Regions from separate parts of the Homo sapiens genome. Here region 2 is linked to region 1. A link is an interaction called in ENCODE POLR2A ChIA-PET data of the cell type or tissue named here. Cell type or tissue: endothelial cell of umbilical vein. All regions are shown on one strand. Links, peaks and the distances in the headings refer to the core of each region. The heading gives the core; the rest is flanking DNA.

The links. Peaks named below come from ENCODE experiments on the same cell type or tissue, not always from the same donor. Only the 100,000 strongest peaks of a DNase experiment are listed, where the experiment ranks them.
Region 2: POLR2A ChIA-PET joins it to region 1 with 10 read pairs; 5 of 35 experiments call an interaction of 5 or more read pairs at or near these places.

Annotation. Positions count from the first base shown.
Region 1 is chr13:80,433,038-80,441,381 of GRCh38, forward strand. No RefSeq gene overlaps it. Among named protein-coding and RNA genes, the nearest start is that of SPRY2, 96 kb to the left of the region's middle. In endothelial cell of umbilical vein, for the core only: no CTCF peak of the experiment used is centred there; no DNase peak of the experiment used is centred there.
Region 2 is chr13:80,330,143-80,338,486 of GRCh38, forward strand. SPRY2 (sprouty RTK signaling antagonist 2) reads right to left here. Exons shown (of 2, transcript NM_005842.4): 2 at 5,834-7,614. The coding sequence starts at 7,563. The coding sequence ends at 6,616. Among named protein-coding and RNA genes, the nearest start is that of SPRY2, 6.8 kb to the right of the region's middle. In endothelial cell of umbilical vein, for the core only: no CTCF peak of the experiment used is centred there; no DNase peak of the experiment used is centred there; H3K4me3 peaks cover 664 bases; H3K27ac peaks cover 1,152 bases.

The sequences.
Region 1 (8,344 bases), core at 328-8,327:
CATTGGGGATGTTGGGGCTCAGAAAACAGTATCCCACAATATGGCACTTCGTTATACTGGGTACTTTGAATTAATGGCAATTGAAAGGCCTTGGAACCAAGATCTCCCTAACTTTTGCTTGCCCCCATTTTCTTTCAATTCCAAAGTTCAGAAAGGGACTTTCTCTGAAGTTTTCTTATCTGACAGAAGGAAATTCCTCTAAAAGGAATGCAATTGTTACAAACCCTGTTTCTGGAATCTACAATAACCAGAAAAATTAACTTGTATCGCAGGAGAGGAGACTAAAAGGACTCCGCACACAGGCCACTATGCCCTGACAGACTTTTCACCAATTCTTCTGAGGGCTGCTCAGAACTGGTGAGAAACCTGTCTGGGCATAGTGACCTAAGAGACTTTATCTGCATAATAAGATAACCTTTGTTCATCATGCATTTCCTTCCCTCACCTTCCACAGCTTGTGTCACCACTTCTCCAACAGAAGTCACTATTTTTTTTTTTCTTTTGGTGGCTCAAAATGCTATTTAAAGTTGAACCATTTGAACTTTCTTTGAGTCTCATATTTTGTGGTACTCCCATGCATACACACATAAGTTTGTATGTGTTTTCTTCTATTTAATCTGTCTACTGTCAAGTTTACTTCAGAAATTCCTATCGTCAAACTTTCAGACAATAGAGGAAAAGTTGAAAACATTCCTATGGAGGAAAAAAAGCACTAGTTATCTCTATTTACAAACAGAAAAACTGAGCGTAGAAAAATTAATATCTGATCTATGTTGTCAGTAGAAGGGTAACTTATTTCCCAATTACATAGTGATTATTAGGTGCCAGGTATAATTCAACCCTGTCAGGTTAGCATTATTTTTATTCCCATTTTAAGATAAGGAAGCTGAGGCTCAGAGAAGTTAAGTAACTATCTCAAGTCACAGGAGTCTGGCTCCATAGACTGTCCTGTTCACCATTCAGTAAGGCTAGGACACGAAAGAAAATCCTGACTTGTGGGGTTAATCCTCTTTCCATTAAAGGTAAGTGCACATTCAGTTATCTCATGAATAATCAAAGCCATATTTACATTTCTGTCCAATGTATTCTTGAAAAAAAAAAAACAATCTCTTCCTTCTCTTCCAGGTTCATTAGCTTGTCTGTAAATTAAATTGACATAAGGCAGATTAACAAGAGAAAAACAATTTTAATTACGTACATATGCATGAGAGTATGCATATGAGACTCAAGCTAGATGATTGAGGCTTATATATCAATCTGAGCTACAGAGAGGAATAGAGGTTTGGGGTATCCTGGGAAATAATGGAGACACATTATGGAAGGGTGAAGAAAAAAGCCCAATTCAGATGAGATGGCCAAGAAAAGCACCTTAAACAAATGTAAGGTTTCTCTATTTGATTAAGAGTCTGTAGGGATTTAGTCATCCTTTTCTTTCTGGTGCAGAGGAGACACACTTACAAATGAAGATTTCCCTTATAGATACAGATTTCTCTTACAAAAGGGTAACTTTCCTGAGCTTCTGTATCTGCAGTTTGTGAGAATAACCAGCTTAAAGTAATCAATATGCCAAAGAGGCATATATTTTTTATTTTTATATACTTTAAGTTATGAGATACATGTGCAGAACATGCAGGTTTGTTACATAGGTATACACATGCCATGGTGGTTTGCTGCACCCATCAACCTGTCATCTACATTAGGTATTTCTCCTAATGCTATCCCTCCCCTTACCCCCTACCCCCACCCCGACAGGCCCCAGTGTGTGATGTTCTCCTCCCTGTGTCTATGCATTCTCATCGTTCAGCTCCCACTTATGAGTGAGAACACGTGGTGTTTGGTTTTCTGTTCCTGTGTTAGTTTGCTGAGAATGATTTCCAGCTTCATCCTTGTCCCTGCAAAGGACAAGAACTCATCCAAATAGGCGTATTTTAGGGGTGTATACTCTGGCCTCCTACCATCATATTTGGGATGGCATGTTCTGAACCCCATCAGTACCTACTCTATCAACTATTTCATCACGTGCTCCTACCAGTCATACACTTGATCTAATGCTTGTTTTATGTGACCCCACCATAAAAGGAAAAAATCAATTCTATTCTGTAATGAGATGAACTACTGGTACATAAGGTTACAAAGTACTTGCAAATGAAAAATAAAATTCTAAGGCCTCCCAACCATGTGAATGGACTCCATTGTCTTGGCCAGGGCACTCCAAAGTTAACCTGAAAGACTAGTTCAGGCCATGACAGAAAGTAGGGGTTAGACATGCCTCATTATGCTCTCCTCTCCTTTGGAATTTAAGGAAAGCTGACCATCATTTAATATCAAGACAGACCTTAAGTCTGAAAAGAAACATGTATAATCTATTCTCTCTGAAGCCTGCTACCTGGAGGCTTCATTTGCCTGATAAAACTTTGGTCTCCACAACCTCTTGTCATATCCCAGACATTTCTTTATATTGATGGCAACTCTTTCAACCAAATTGCCAATCAGAAAATTTTTAAATCTACCTATAACCTGGAAGCACCTGCTTTGAATTGTTCTGACTTTCTGGACCGAACCAATGTACATCTTAAATGTATTTGACTGATGTCTCATGTCTCCCTAAAATGTATAAAACCAAGTTGTGACCCATCCACCTTGGGCACATGTCATCAGGATCTCCTGAGATTGTGTCATGGTTGTCACCTTAACCTTGGCAAAATAAACTTTCTAAATTGATTGAGACCTGTCTTAGATACTTTTGGTTTCACATACTGAAACTTTGAGCTGGAAGCCATATTCTTTAAAGGATACATGTATTAAAGCAGGCTTTATTTGTTTGGCTGCTTCAAAGACATAGAAAGGAAATCAAACACAAATGTGGTCAGGTTAAAAAGAATGGGAAGATCTTCTTGCATTCTCTCCTATAGGAAGTTGGAAGAGGACCACACTAATCTTGTTCTCATCACTAGGCTTATTCACAAGTAATACGAAGGCAAGGATAACCCTTTGTCAACCAAAAGAGATAAGGAGACTATCTTAACATTACGTTATTGAATTGACTATGAAATAGGATGCAGATAATTATTAGTGATTTTCCCCACTTCTATTATAACCTGCATTCAATTGCTGCAACTATAAAATATCAGCTAACTTTGCTGTGACTCATAGAAGAGAAGGAATCATAAGCTTATAAAAATTATCTTCTATCTTTATTCTGTTGGATCTCTTCTTTCCTTCTTAAGTTACATTTTGAAGAATTATGCTAAAATGTTTGGTCATTTTGTGTTTCTTTGAAATATCTAATTCTTAGGTTTTCCTGATTTAAAAAATTAGAGAAAACAGAATACAACTTAAAATGTCAATGTTTGTAACAGAGGTATCAATATTATTAGTATACCCTGTTCTCATGATAAAATATTTACTTTTCTGTAAAATGAACTCAAGCATTTCTTTAACCAGAACTTTGAGCTGCCTGCTTATGAGAACTGCAACATATGGTTTTCCTCTTCCACTTTTTAATATTTTGGTCTCCAGTGAATCCACATACAAAAGCTTCCTTCCTCTAGCTGGAGTCCACAAATGAAAGGCTTTTCTTCTTCTGATTGTAGATTAGCCTGCCAAGAAACAAACATGAGCTGGAGAACATCACTTTAATTTATTGATGGGATACAGATGACACGGAAGTCTGTCCTCTTCTAGGCTTTTGGGAACACTTTAGGCTGACCCAGCACAGCTGAGTTCATACGGCAAAGACAGCTTTTGCCAAAAACCAAAGCCAATAGTCATTGCAAACCTCTGAACCAAAACATTCCTTAAGTGCTTGAATTTCCCTATAATTTGTGTAGGTTCCCTTTTTGTCAATGAAGCTAGCAGTGGATAACTAGCTCAGCGCAATCAGACAAAACAACTGTACCATTCATTCAGTAATTAGATGATAGCTGTACTGCATACTTTATGGTTTCCGTTCTTCATTCTTTCTTTTCAAGACCTTGGAGACAAACTGGGATGTTTGGCAAAGCAGAAGTTCTTGTTGAAAAATATCCTGTCTTTACTTCAGGGTTGCTAGTAAGTCCTATTCTCAGAGGCAAAACATTAGCTGCACACAGCAGGAGAGGATCAGCCAAGTTTAAAAAAGTTTGGTTCTTATTTATATTACCTTTTGCCTCACTTTACAGTTCTGCCTTACTCAACACTGAAGAAGGTTTCTAGTCTTATATCTAACAGGATGTAATGAATTTGATACATGAGCTAAATGCTTACAGTCGATCTTACATAAATTTTAAAATTTTCAGATATAAAAGTTTTATGAGAAGTGAAGTACAAACAGAAAGATAGAATAATTAAATGGAGAGGAAGTCTGTGTGATTAGAGTTAATCTGCTTTGAAGAGCACATGGCAGATTAAATTACTGCTTGGGCTAAGAATGGTGAGCTAATGCTTTTTCTTTTTTGCAAACTGTTTTTGTTTCTGAAACCACTAGAAGTAAAAGGGAGGGAAACTTTCTACAAGAAAACTGTAATACACTCTTAGATTTTGTTGCCATTACTGCCTTTAAGAAGTAAAGGTATCACATTCATGAAGTTGATGCTGCCTGCTGCCTGCACTGAAGATTATCTGGTCCTATTAGTCAGGGGGCTTGGTTGCAAGTGACATAGCTTAAGCTAGTTGAAGGAAAAGAACAATGGTTTTGGCTTTTCTATCTAAACCAGGAAGGGCAGGAGTAGAGCTGTCTTTAGGAATATCTCAAATCAGCGATCTAGGTCCTCATCAGAACTTTTTCCTTCCCTTCTCATCACTGCTGCTGCTTTGGCTCGACCTCCTGGGGCCATCTGGAACCATAGCTAGAAATGTGGCTAATGAAATATTTAGCCTCAATTACAGCTCTGAGATCAAAGATTTGAAAATTTGAAACTCTTCTCAAATTCCAGATGACCCAGGACAGTACTATGATTTGCCTGGCTTGAAGATATGTCCCTTCTCTTGAATCTGCCACTTTGGACACTGAGATGAGACATAACTGGCCCAGCCTAGGTTGCAAACCCATCCCTGACTTTGATGCCAAGGGCTCGGGACATGTATCCAGAACAAGGAAAGGAGGACAGAGCAAACAAAAATAAGAATCATTAGAAATTTCTCACTGTTCCTTAGGTTATCCCCTCAAAAATAGTATTTGATATTTAGAAATGTGTTGGGATTCTTCTCTGAAAATATGGTATGACTGAATATACCAAGTAGATTTTACTTGTAATATTGGAAGGCAGGAGGTAGTCAGCTGAAAAGGAAATGGTGTTTGTAGTCCTTGATTTGATATATGAGCACAAGAAAAATTGTATAATTCGACTGAGGTTATGCTTCCCTTGTACTCTAAAGAAACATTTAAAACTTTTTTTTCTAAGTTTACTCGATGGGAAAGTAGTACCTGCAGTACTATTAAATACAATCTAATTTTTCTCATTATTGAAGTGTAAAACAAATTGGCTTGAAGGCCAGGTTAGCCATAGTGTTCAGCAGAGAAAGGGGTGCATAAAACTGTCACCTTGCTCCAGAGCAGGGGTTGTCAATTTTTTTCTATAAATGGTCGGGTAATATTTTTGGTTTTGCCAGGCATATAGTCTCTACTGCACCTATTCAAGTCTGGTCTTGAAATAGAAAAGCAGCCATATGTAAATGAATGTGTGTGGTTGTATTCCAATAAAACTTTATTTACAAATACAGAATGTGGGCATTGTCAACCCTGATATTTATAATATATGTCAAGGAGGTGTACAAAAATAAATACTAAATAAATTCTATGTATTAGCATTTAGAGGTATGCTTGAGTGACCTAAGAGTATAGTTTTAGAAATCGCTTGATCTGGCTGGGTGCAGTGGCTCACGCCTGTAATCCCAGTACTTTGGGAGGCTGAGGTAGGTGGATCACAAGATGGGGAGATTGAGACCATCCTGGCTAACACGGTGAAACCCCGTCTCTACTAAGAATACAAAAAAATTAGCCGGGCATGGTAGCGGGTGTCTGTGGTCCCAGCTACTTGGGACACTGAGACAGGAGAATGGCCTGAACCCGGGAGGCGGAGCTTGCAGTGAGCCGAGATCACGCCACTGCACTCCAGCCTGGGCGGCCAAGTGAGACTTCGTCTCAAAAAAAAAAAAAAAAAAAAAAAATAGCTTGATCAGAAGATTGTCTATTAAATGTAGTAAATAGAAGTTTAAAAATGCTAATTCTTGGGTAAAAACGTAATCACAATTAAACTATTTCCATTATTGGGAAGTGCTTGTAGATGTGCTGCTTATTTTGTGTTAAAATATTTTTCAAGAATGAACATAACATTGATTGAAATTAAAATCCAATATAAACATTTGGAAATAAATGTGCTTTTTACAGTATGTGGGCATACCTAACTTTTTACTTCTGGGACAAATAGTTACTGGCAACATATATGGTGAGCAAATTTGTTCTTTTATTTGTAATGCTTGCAGTCATGTGGGTGTACCATTATTATTTGACATTTGAAATATGTCTCAATTGAAACATGAAACTTTTTCATGAACTGAAAAACTTGGAACTCCTTCAAGCAGAGGATTATTTTTACAAAATAACATTCAATATTTCCATTATATCTGTTTATTTTTAGGCATTAGGTAGCTATAAAAAATCACTTTGGGGCCAATTTTGATGTACTTCTTAAATATAATTGTACCAAATAAGAAAATATATTTTTCATATTTCATGCACTCTCAGATGCACTTTTTTTTTTTTTTTTTTTTTTACATTTTAAGCTCTTTGAAGTCAGGATTCTTCTAATGATGGAAAACAACTTACAAATTGCTGTCTGCTAGGTTGCAGTAATGAAACAGTTGTAATTACCTGCATGAAATTAGTCTGAAAACTCTCCTTTGGAACTTTAGTGTGAGATTCAGAAAGTCAACACGAATATTTATGGTATGAGGAACCGGGTCATGGAAGAAAATTCTCCAGACCGTGGGGGAGTATTCTTTTAAGGAAAGTGCATGACACCGACATTGATTTTGCAAAGGAGAGTTGTGTGTGGAAAGTCATAGACACTGGTGATGCTCAATCAAACTTTGATTTAGAAGAGCAGGCTTTAAATGCAAAGAACTTTGGAAATGCCTTTACTCATTTATTTTGCTACTATATTCATTTTACGTATACACAAAAGTAATATACAATAAAAATCTATCTAAAGAAGTCTAAAATAACTCTTCTAACAAGTATAATCACTGTAAGTGATAAAGCATTCTGTCATAGTTTAATTGGAAGCATTTTTCTTAGTGGTATATAGGAAAATGGGGCTTCCTACAATCAATTATGTATTTGATGCAATGACATAAAGCAATATATACATATATTTAAATATTAATAAATGCCAACTTTACTTCCTATACTTGCAGTGACAACAACAATAATAATCACATAACTGCTCTTATTAAATAAAATCCAACTTGTTAACTAAAAAAGCATAACCACTGCAGCATCCATTTATTCATACATATCTCACTGACTCTTCCAAAACACAGCTTGAAAAGATCCAGCATGAATGCTTAATTTCAGTACACTGAATTTAAGACCAAATACACACTGTATAAGTACCAAGGCTAAATTGTGATCATCATTACATTAGATTCTATATCTTTGCTATTATGAATAGTGCTGCAACAAATGTGGGGGTACAGGTATCTTTTTGATATATTGACTTTTTTCCCTTTGGATAAATACCCACTAGTGGGATTGCTGGATCATGTGGTAGTTCTATTTTTAGTTTTTTGAGAAATCTCCACACCATTTTCCATAATGATAGTAATTTACATTCCCACCAAAGTGTTTAAGAGTTCCCCGCTTTTTTTCACATCCTCACCAGCATCTGTTATTTTTTGTTTTTTTGATAATAGCCATCCTAGCTGGGCTGAGATGATGTCACATTGTGGTTTTGATTTTAAGTTCTCTGATCATTAGTTTAAGCATTTTTTCATATACTTGTTGGCTGTTTGTATGTCATCTTTTGAGAATTGTCTACTGGGATTATTTGTTGGTTTTCCTGTTGAGTTGAGTTCCTTGTATATTCTAGACACTAGTGGCTTCTCAGATAAATAGTTTACAAATATTTGTCTCTATTCAACAGGTTGTCTCTTCACTGTGTTCATTGTTTTCTTTGCTGTGCAGGAAGGTTTTAGTTTAATTTAGTATCATTTGTCTATTTTTTTATTGTTGCCTGTTCTTTTGAAGTCATATACATGAAACCTTTGCCTAGACTAATTCTTAAAGTGTTTTCCCTAAGCTTCCTTCTGGTAGTTATATAGTTTCAGGTCTTACATTTAAGTCTTTAACCTATTTTGGGCTGAT
Region 2 (8,344 bases), core at 69-8,068, 100 kb before region 1:
ACTGTAAACACTATTGGTGCAAGTCAATAAACTAGATTTTATTTGGAGCAAAAACTGTTCCAAAAATGAAAGTTGCATTGGCCTAGGAACTGGAGAGGGTCACATAGGTTTTGAGAGGCATGTGAGCCTGAGCAGCCAGGTCTCGGGTATTTTTTGACAAGGGCAGAATTGCTCCAAAGCTCAACCACTTCTTTTCACAATATCATTTACACTTTTTTTTTTTTTTTGCCCCCCTAACTTGATTATTTCCAATTCATCCTTCTCTAGGTTCAGAAGCAAGCTAAAACTATGGGTTAATGGCAAAAGGTAAATTCCAGCAAGAACTGGAAGAACAAGAATAGACAGATCTTTTCAACTTGTTTCTTAGTTCTACATCTTGAAAAAGTATTTTTTTATTTGTATTTTTTTAAGGGAAGATTTTAGTGAGTCATGAATCTTAAAATTAAGAATAAACATAGCGACTGGGCGCAGTGGCTCACGCCTGTAATCCCAGCACTTCGGGAGGCCGAGGCGGGCAGATCACCTGAGGTCAGGAGTTCGAGACCAGCCTGACCAACATGGAGAAACCCCGTCTCTACTAAAAATACAAAATTAGCCGTGTGTGGTGGCACATGCCTATAATCCCAGCTACTCAAGAGGCTAAGGCAGGAAAATCACTTGAACCCAGGAGGTAGAGGTTGCGGTGAGCTGAGATCATGCCCCTACACTCCACCCTGGGCAAGAAGAGCAAAACTCCATCTCCAAAAAAAAAAAAAAAAGAATGCACATAGCAACATGTAGTTGTTCACATATTCATTAAACACCTCTACAATTCATTTTAGGATGTGGATATGGGATGGTGAGCATAGTTTTATTTAATGAGTGATGCTAATTCTGTTGCAACTGTCTTAGCAAAAACTCTTGAGGTATTTAAGTATCTGAAACCATTGCAAAGACATGGCGATCAAACCAACTAACGAGAATGCATCAACGTTTCCCTCAATTTCTGCACTCTCATAGCATCTTGCTTGTGCTTCTAAGTCCTGTCTTGCATTAGAGTTGCTACCGCTTTCCTTTTGCATTAGATCAACTAGCCCAGTAATTTGTAAGCAGTAGGCATCCAAAAACTAGGTTGAAATGCCAAATTTATATTTCTGTGCCCAAATTCTCTTCCAAGTGAGTCCTTGTATTAAGTCAAATTATTTATTCATCTCTGTGTATTAGCAACTGTTTTGAGAAATAAATTCATAAGTGATGCTGAAGCCTTACATGTCTCATCTAGCCAAGCCAGAGGCCAAGGCTTCTTTCTAATCTCCTTTAACAGTTTATTTAAAAAAAAAAAAGTATGAGTTGCCAAATAAGACTGACTTTTAAAAATTATTTAAGTCAATCAATCAAAATGTAGTATTAAATAAAAATGTAAAATATTTGCTAGGCGTGGAAAAAAGTTTAAATGTTACTTTTTTCCTCTTTTGCTATATTTCTATCTCCCTTTTTTCTTCTTTGATTGTAAATTAAATGAATGTATTAAGTTAAATTTTGACCAGAGGTGCAGTATCATCAGCGGTATTCACATTTTGCCTCTCATTATTCACACAGTTGTCTCTTGTGGTGAAAAGGGAGTGGCAGTGTGGTGTACAAATAAAATCTACAGTATAGGACATATACAGTCTTACTCTTATCCTCTTGTGAATGGCCAAACCCATGATGAAATACTCCAGATGTATAGCTTTACTCTGATGATCAGTTTTATGTCAAATCAGATAGGCCTTGTTAAAATTCTAATCTGATCTCCACTCAATGGAGACCCACCCTTAGTATGTCATAAAGAAGTGAGGCATTAGACCAAATTAAAATAGAAATTAACATGACTTTTGCCTTAACGGATATTGCAAACCAGAGACTGGATACTGATACAATAATGACGTGACTAGTTAATAACCTACTATTATATGTTTTCTTTATGAAAACAATGTAAAATATTCTCCACAAGTTGACAGACCTGTTTTTGAGCTGTACAAATTCAGCCCATTTTCAAAGTTGAAACTTCTGTGTTTATACCCTGGTCCTTGTGCACATTTAGGAGAGGAAGACAAATGGCCAATTGTGGGTATGACTTCAAGTGAAACTCTAAAACCATTAAACCTTTGAAAATTTTGACCTAAATGCTTAAAAGTTAATAAATTACATCAAACCCATCAACTGCCTATCAAATACCTTACAGCACTGTGCAAGAGCAAATTCATTTATCTGACATCATCAGTACCTTAACTTACATATCCTGGAGTCAAGTAGTCCTTGAGACAGAAGTATACTGAAGAAAGAAGTTATGCAAAAAGTTTGGTTGGGATTACTTGCCTGGGTTTTGGCTTTCTTCTTTCACAGACAATCCCCAGAGCAAGCTACAACATGGCAGAAATTTGGCAGGGCCTTAAAATCTCCTCCTCAAAACACATAAATGAATGTTTTAAGTAACAACAATCAAGTTGTCATTCTTATATGAATCTCAAATATAGAGCATCCACAGGTTTAAAAAAAATTAAAAAGCAAGAAACCACAAAAATGATTAAAATTCCCCTAAATGCTTAGCAGTTATGTTTGCATTATCATCATACTTTTACTCTATCACATCAAAATAATGGCCATTGGATTACAAATTTATCATGTTATAATTTTTCATGAACTTTAAATAGAGATTAAGAAATTGAGGTTATTCCTCCATATTTTTTCCCAAGTGAGATAATTTGCAACATTAAAACAGTTATTTTTGGCCAAGTGTGATGAATCACCTGAGATCAGGAGTTCGAGACCAGCCTGGTCAACATGGCAAAACACAATCTCTACTAAACATACAAAAATTAGCTAGGCATGGTGGCGTGCCCCTGTAGTCCCAGCTACTTGGGAGGCTGAGGTAGGAGAATGGCTTGAACCCGGGAGGCAGAGGTTGCAGTGAGCCAAAATCCCACCACTGCACTCCAGTCTGGGCAACACAGCAAAACTCTGCCTCAAAAAATAATAACCTAAAAAATAAATAAAATTGCTGGGTGCGGTGGCTCATGCCTGTAATCTCAGCACTTTGGGAGGCTGAGGTGGGCAGATCACCTGAGGACAGGTGTTCAAGACCAGCGTGACCAACATAGTGCAACCCCATCTCTACTGAAAATACAAAAATTAGCCGGGCATGGTGGTGCGCACCTGTAATCCCAGCTATTCAGGAGGCTGAAATGAAGCAGGAGACTCTCTTGAACCCGGCAGGCAGTGGTTGCAGTGAGTTGAGATGGCGCCACTGCACTCCAGCCTGGGTTACAGAGCAAGACTTTGTCTCAAAAAATAAAAATAAAAATAAGAAATTATTTTTAATGCAGTGAATGAGTGCCAGTTGCTTTTAATCTATTAGACATAAATATTTAATCTTCCATATTTTGAAAATTAATTCTATGCTGGTATATAGATAAAGTCAACATTTAACAGGTTAGTTGGAAGCTTCTTGAAAAATCCAATTTTCTTTTTTTTTTTTTTTTTTTTAAGACAGAGTCTTACTCTGTTGTCCAGGCTACAGTGCAGTGACACGATCTTGGCTTACTTCAACCTCCACCTCCCAGGTTCAAGCAATTCTCCGGCCTCAGCCTCTCAAGTAGCTGGGATTATAGGTGCCTGATACCATGCCCACTAATTTGTATTTTTAGTAGAGACGGGGTTGCATCATGTTGGCCAGGTTGGTCTCAAACTCCTGACCTCAAGTGATTCACTTGCCTCAGCCTCCCAAAGTGTTGGGATTACAGGCGTGAGCCACCATGCCTGGGCTCCAATTTTCTTATTTATCTTTAAACAAATTATTTTCATAGGACTTAATATACTTAATTCAAATCCTCTTCAAATTTCAGTTGACTATCACTTTATGCTCAATATTCAAACCAATGAGTTATACTTTAGAGATCAGAGCCCATTAAAAAACTGAATTAGAGGCCGGGCGCGGTGGCTCACGCCTGTAATCCCAGCACTTTGGGAGGCGGAGGCGGGCGGATCACGAGGTCAGGAAATCGAGACCATCCTGGCTAACACGGTGAAACCCCGTCTCTACTAAAAATACAAAAAAATTATCCGGGCGTGGTGGCGGGTGCCTGTAGTCCCAGCTAGCCGGGAGGCTGAGGCAGGAGGATGGCGTGAACCCGGGAGGCGGAGCTTGCAGTGAGCCGAGATCGCGCCACTGCACTCCAGCCTGGGCGACAGAGCGAGACTCCGTCTCAAAAAAAAAAAAAAAGAAAACCAAGTTAGAAAGCAATTCCTAGGTCAGTAGTTGCCACACTGCACATAATCACTTGTAGAATGATTAAAAATGCTAATTTCTAGGCCACACCATCAGATTCTGACTCAGTAACTATGGGAAGAGGTTCTTACTTTTTCAATAAACACTCAATGACATCTGATGCAATATGTCTAAGAATACTTTGAAAGCCACTTATGCGGTGAAAAAAAAATATTTAACTCACAATTTTTATACCAAAAAGAGCTCTGTCAATGCACATGGCAGTTTTTGATGAACAAACCTAATCAGTCAAAATTTTTGTGCTTTACACATCTTGAAAACTACATAATGAATAAGAAACCCTACCCTATTCTCCAGCAACGGAATTCTTCCTTAGACCACCAGGGTGACGTTTTAAGAGTGTTAGAATTGAAACATTCAGTAACTCAAAGTTGAAGCTTAAATCATTTCTAAGTTAACTATGTTTCTTGGAGGAAGTCAGAGGAAATTGAAGGTCCTTAGAGCAATGTCTTAATGTAGGAGGCTATATAGTTCCTTGAAAGCCAATTTTAAAAAACATAACAGAAGACAACCTGTGCTAAGAAGGAGCCTCAGAACAGGAAACAAGAGATTAAACAATAATGACAGATAAATTATTTTCTAGACTTCCAGTGACTCTTGGCAGCAAAAGTACAAACTTTTGGAAAAAAAAAAAACAAACATCAGCCACAAAGTGACTAATCAAGTGACTTAAAACCTAGTATTTGTCAAGATGGGCTTGCAGCAGCTTGCTGTACCTTTGCTTCTAAAAGACAGCTCCAAGCACACTGACTCTCATGCTGCATCTTTTTCCCAGAGCAACAATTTTCTGAATAATCTGATTGAATAAGTCAGGGCCTTAAATTGGCCTTCTTTGTCTTGAGTAAGACCAATATCAGATCAAATTTTATGATACCAAATACCAGAATCAAAGCAAGTTCTTTTTTTCATGTCTTTTCTAACATAAGGAATTAGGTAAAATGGTGATGTTTCAGAGTCAAAAATTAAACAGACTGGAAAAAACACTGCCACGATCAGCTAAGTCAAGAAAATATTTTTGGCCTTAATTTTAAGAACTGATCTGTGAATACTGCATGTCTGAGACACAGGTGACATTCAATAAATGTTTATTGAGCTAAACTCATTTCACTAGTTTTGAATTATCCTCATGGAATTAATCCTTGATACTGTATATAAAGAAAAAGCTTAACTGTTAATTTTTAAGGAAAGTCTCCTGAATCAAAGATTTAAAAAAAAAAACCAAAAAAAAACCTCTGCAGAACAAACACAAGTCAGATAATCTGCAAAAAAAAAAAAGGGGGTGGGGGAACAAGAACAATGATATAGCTAAAATCAGCTCCCATATAAGTACAGATAGTAAGTTAAATGTTCTCTTGATTGCTAGAATTGTCTCTGAAAAATCATCAAATCCAGCTTACTTTAAAGCGGCAATCATAAAATAATTCTATAGACAAGTGATTAACTATTTCATTAAAATGTTACCCTTAACATAAAATGTAGTTTCTTACACTTGAAAGAAACAAGATAAAAGAAGACAAAACAGCTCAGTTTAATTTCAAACGTTAATATATTTTCTATTTTATATTGGACATATGCATCTGTAACCCCTCATTTGCAGCAACTATCACATCCTCATAAAAGGGGCAAAATTTGTAAGATGCCTCTTAAAATAAATATTCTTTTTTATAAAATAATAAAACTTCAAATAAATATTCTTTACACTAAACAATATGTTGAAAAAATTAGAAAATAAAGGTTGAATTTTACTGTAACTGTACAATATACATGAAGTCCAAAGGGAAATCAGAGTCTTACAATAAAGGCTTTCTGTAAGGCAAAATACAATCTAAAAACATACTGATTGATTCACATTCTTCCGAATGTACAACATATTAGTATAATATTTTGTGTCTGTGCCATGTAGTATGGCACAACTTGTTTTTCACAGTTGCAAATATTATTGTATATACAAAAATATAGCACATTCTCTCTGGAGAAAACAATGGAAAAAAGTCATCTGCTAATTTACAAGTTTTGCAAGTACTATTCACAAACAAAAACTTTGCCTAGGAGTGTCTGTGTTGCTTTAGCTTATGCAATACATGGGTCACCAAGTTCTGTATCTCATACTTTGAGCTCCATTAGCTGAGTTCTAACAAGCATATCAGTTAAAACGGCACATGGACAAAAAGCATTTCACCGCAAACAGCAAAGACTATCCCACCTTTCTATTAACAGTGCCAAGATTATAACTGTTTAGTTGGTTGCATATGTGTATTAAAAAAAGAAAGAAAAAATCCTCATTACTGTAATATTCCTGATTAATGATGCTATGTTGGTTTTTCAAAGTTCCTAGGGGGGACAGTGGGAACTTTGCAGCAAACTGTGTTTGAGTTTTTACAGCGGCAACCAGGCCTGTTAACCCGGTCATAACACCCCTGGCACAATTTAAGGCAACCCTTGGCTGGAAGGTAACACCATAAACAAGGCAAAAAGAGGGACATGACACCCATGGCTGACCATCGTGTACAACAGTGAGACTGGCTGCAAGAACATGGGTTGTCAGCACAGTTGTCCTCATCATCATTAGAACAGTGATAGAAGAGACCTTTCACACAGCATACACAAGTCCCATAGTCAATCACGTTCTGGGCCGAGCAAAGGCACTGCTTGTCGCAGATCCAGTCTGATGGCAGAGGCCTTGGGTAGGTGCACTCCTTACATTTGCACTTGCCACAGTCCTCACACCTGTAGGCGTGCAGGCCCAAATCTTCCTTGCTCAGTGGCTTAAGCTCACCTGGCTTGAGCTCAGATTTGGGTTGCACCCGGATTATGCCATCAGCAACAGGCCCGGAGGAGAAGGATGATCCTAGCAGTCTCTGTTCAGAGGAGCTGCTGCTGGTACTTGTCCTCGTACTGCTCCGCGACCCTGAGCTGACCGTGCTTATGGATCTGGACAGAGGGGCTCGTGCAGAAGAATGGACCTGCGAGTGCTGGAGCCTAGGAGGCTGGCGGTGCTCAGGCAGACCGTGGAGTCTCTCGTGTTTGTGCTGAGTGGAGGGGCGAGGAGCAGGCTTGAGCCCAGGTCTTGGGACGACAGTAGGCCCCTCTGTGTACTCATTGGTGTTTCGGATGGCTCTGATCTGATCCAGAGACAAGACATGTACCTGCTGGGTGAGGGCGTCTCTGGGGTCGGGCTCCCCACGCTGTCTGCCACCGTCACGGGGCGTCTGCAGCAAGGGCTGCGACCCGTTGCCACTCTGAGCTCTGGCCTCCATCAGGTCTTGGAAGTGTGGTCACTCCAGCAGGCTTAGAACACATCTGAACTCCTGAGGAAGCCAAGAGGAAAGAACGGTTGATACTCTAAGATACTTCCCACTCTCCACCCACCTGAATTGACTCCTCACTTCCCACTTTCCCTAGAGAAACAGGATTTGAAATGGAATGGCAGTAGGGAGGTATTAGCCATATGATCAACAACGCATGTACCCAAAAGTAAAAATTACGGCGGGCTACTGACAATTCTGTAATCCTGTGATGTACAACAATACAAAACTGATCTTTGAGTCACTTAAGTAAGAATTCCTTATTCAAAGAAACATACAATTTGTAAGGTTCAGGTTCAACGTAAAAATCGCAAGGAAGTATTGCTGGAATATAACACTGCTACCAATGTTTTCAAAAGTTGAAAATCCTTTCAAAATTTGAAATAGGTTTCCATTTGTCATAGTCATTTTTGCCTTAAGCGTTAATAATGCAACCTAGAAGATTCTTTCTTGGTTCTTAATTTTTACTTTTACATCAAACACTTTAACTGTGACGTATACGGCATTCTGTAACTTTTTCAAACCAGGTAGAATGAATATGGCATGCAAAAAAGTAAATACCCAAATTCTACAACAATCATGCCATTTTTTATTAATTGTATAGTAGCACAAAGTTATAGAACTAAAAGCAAATCAAATCCTATTAGGTGCCAGAAACACATTAAAGCAAACTTAACAAGAAGAAGACATGAATTTATTTTCAACTTCTCAACAACTTAAGAATTAACTATTT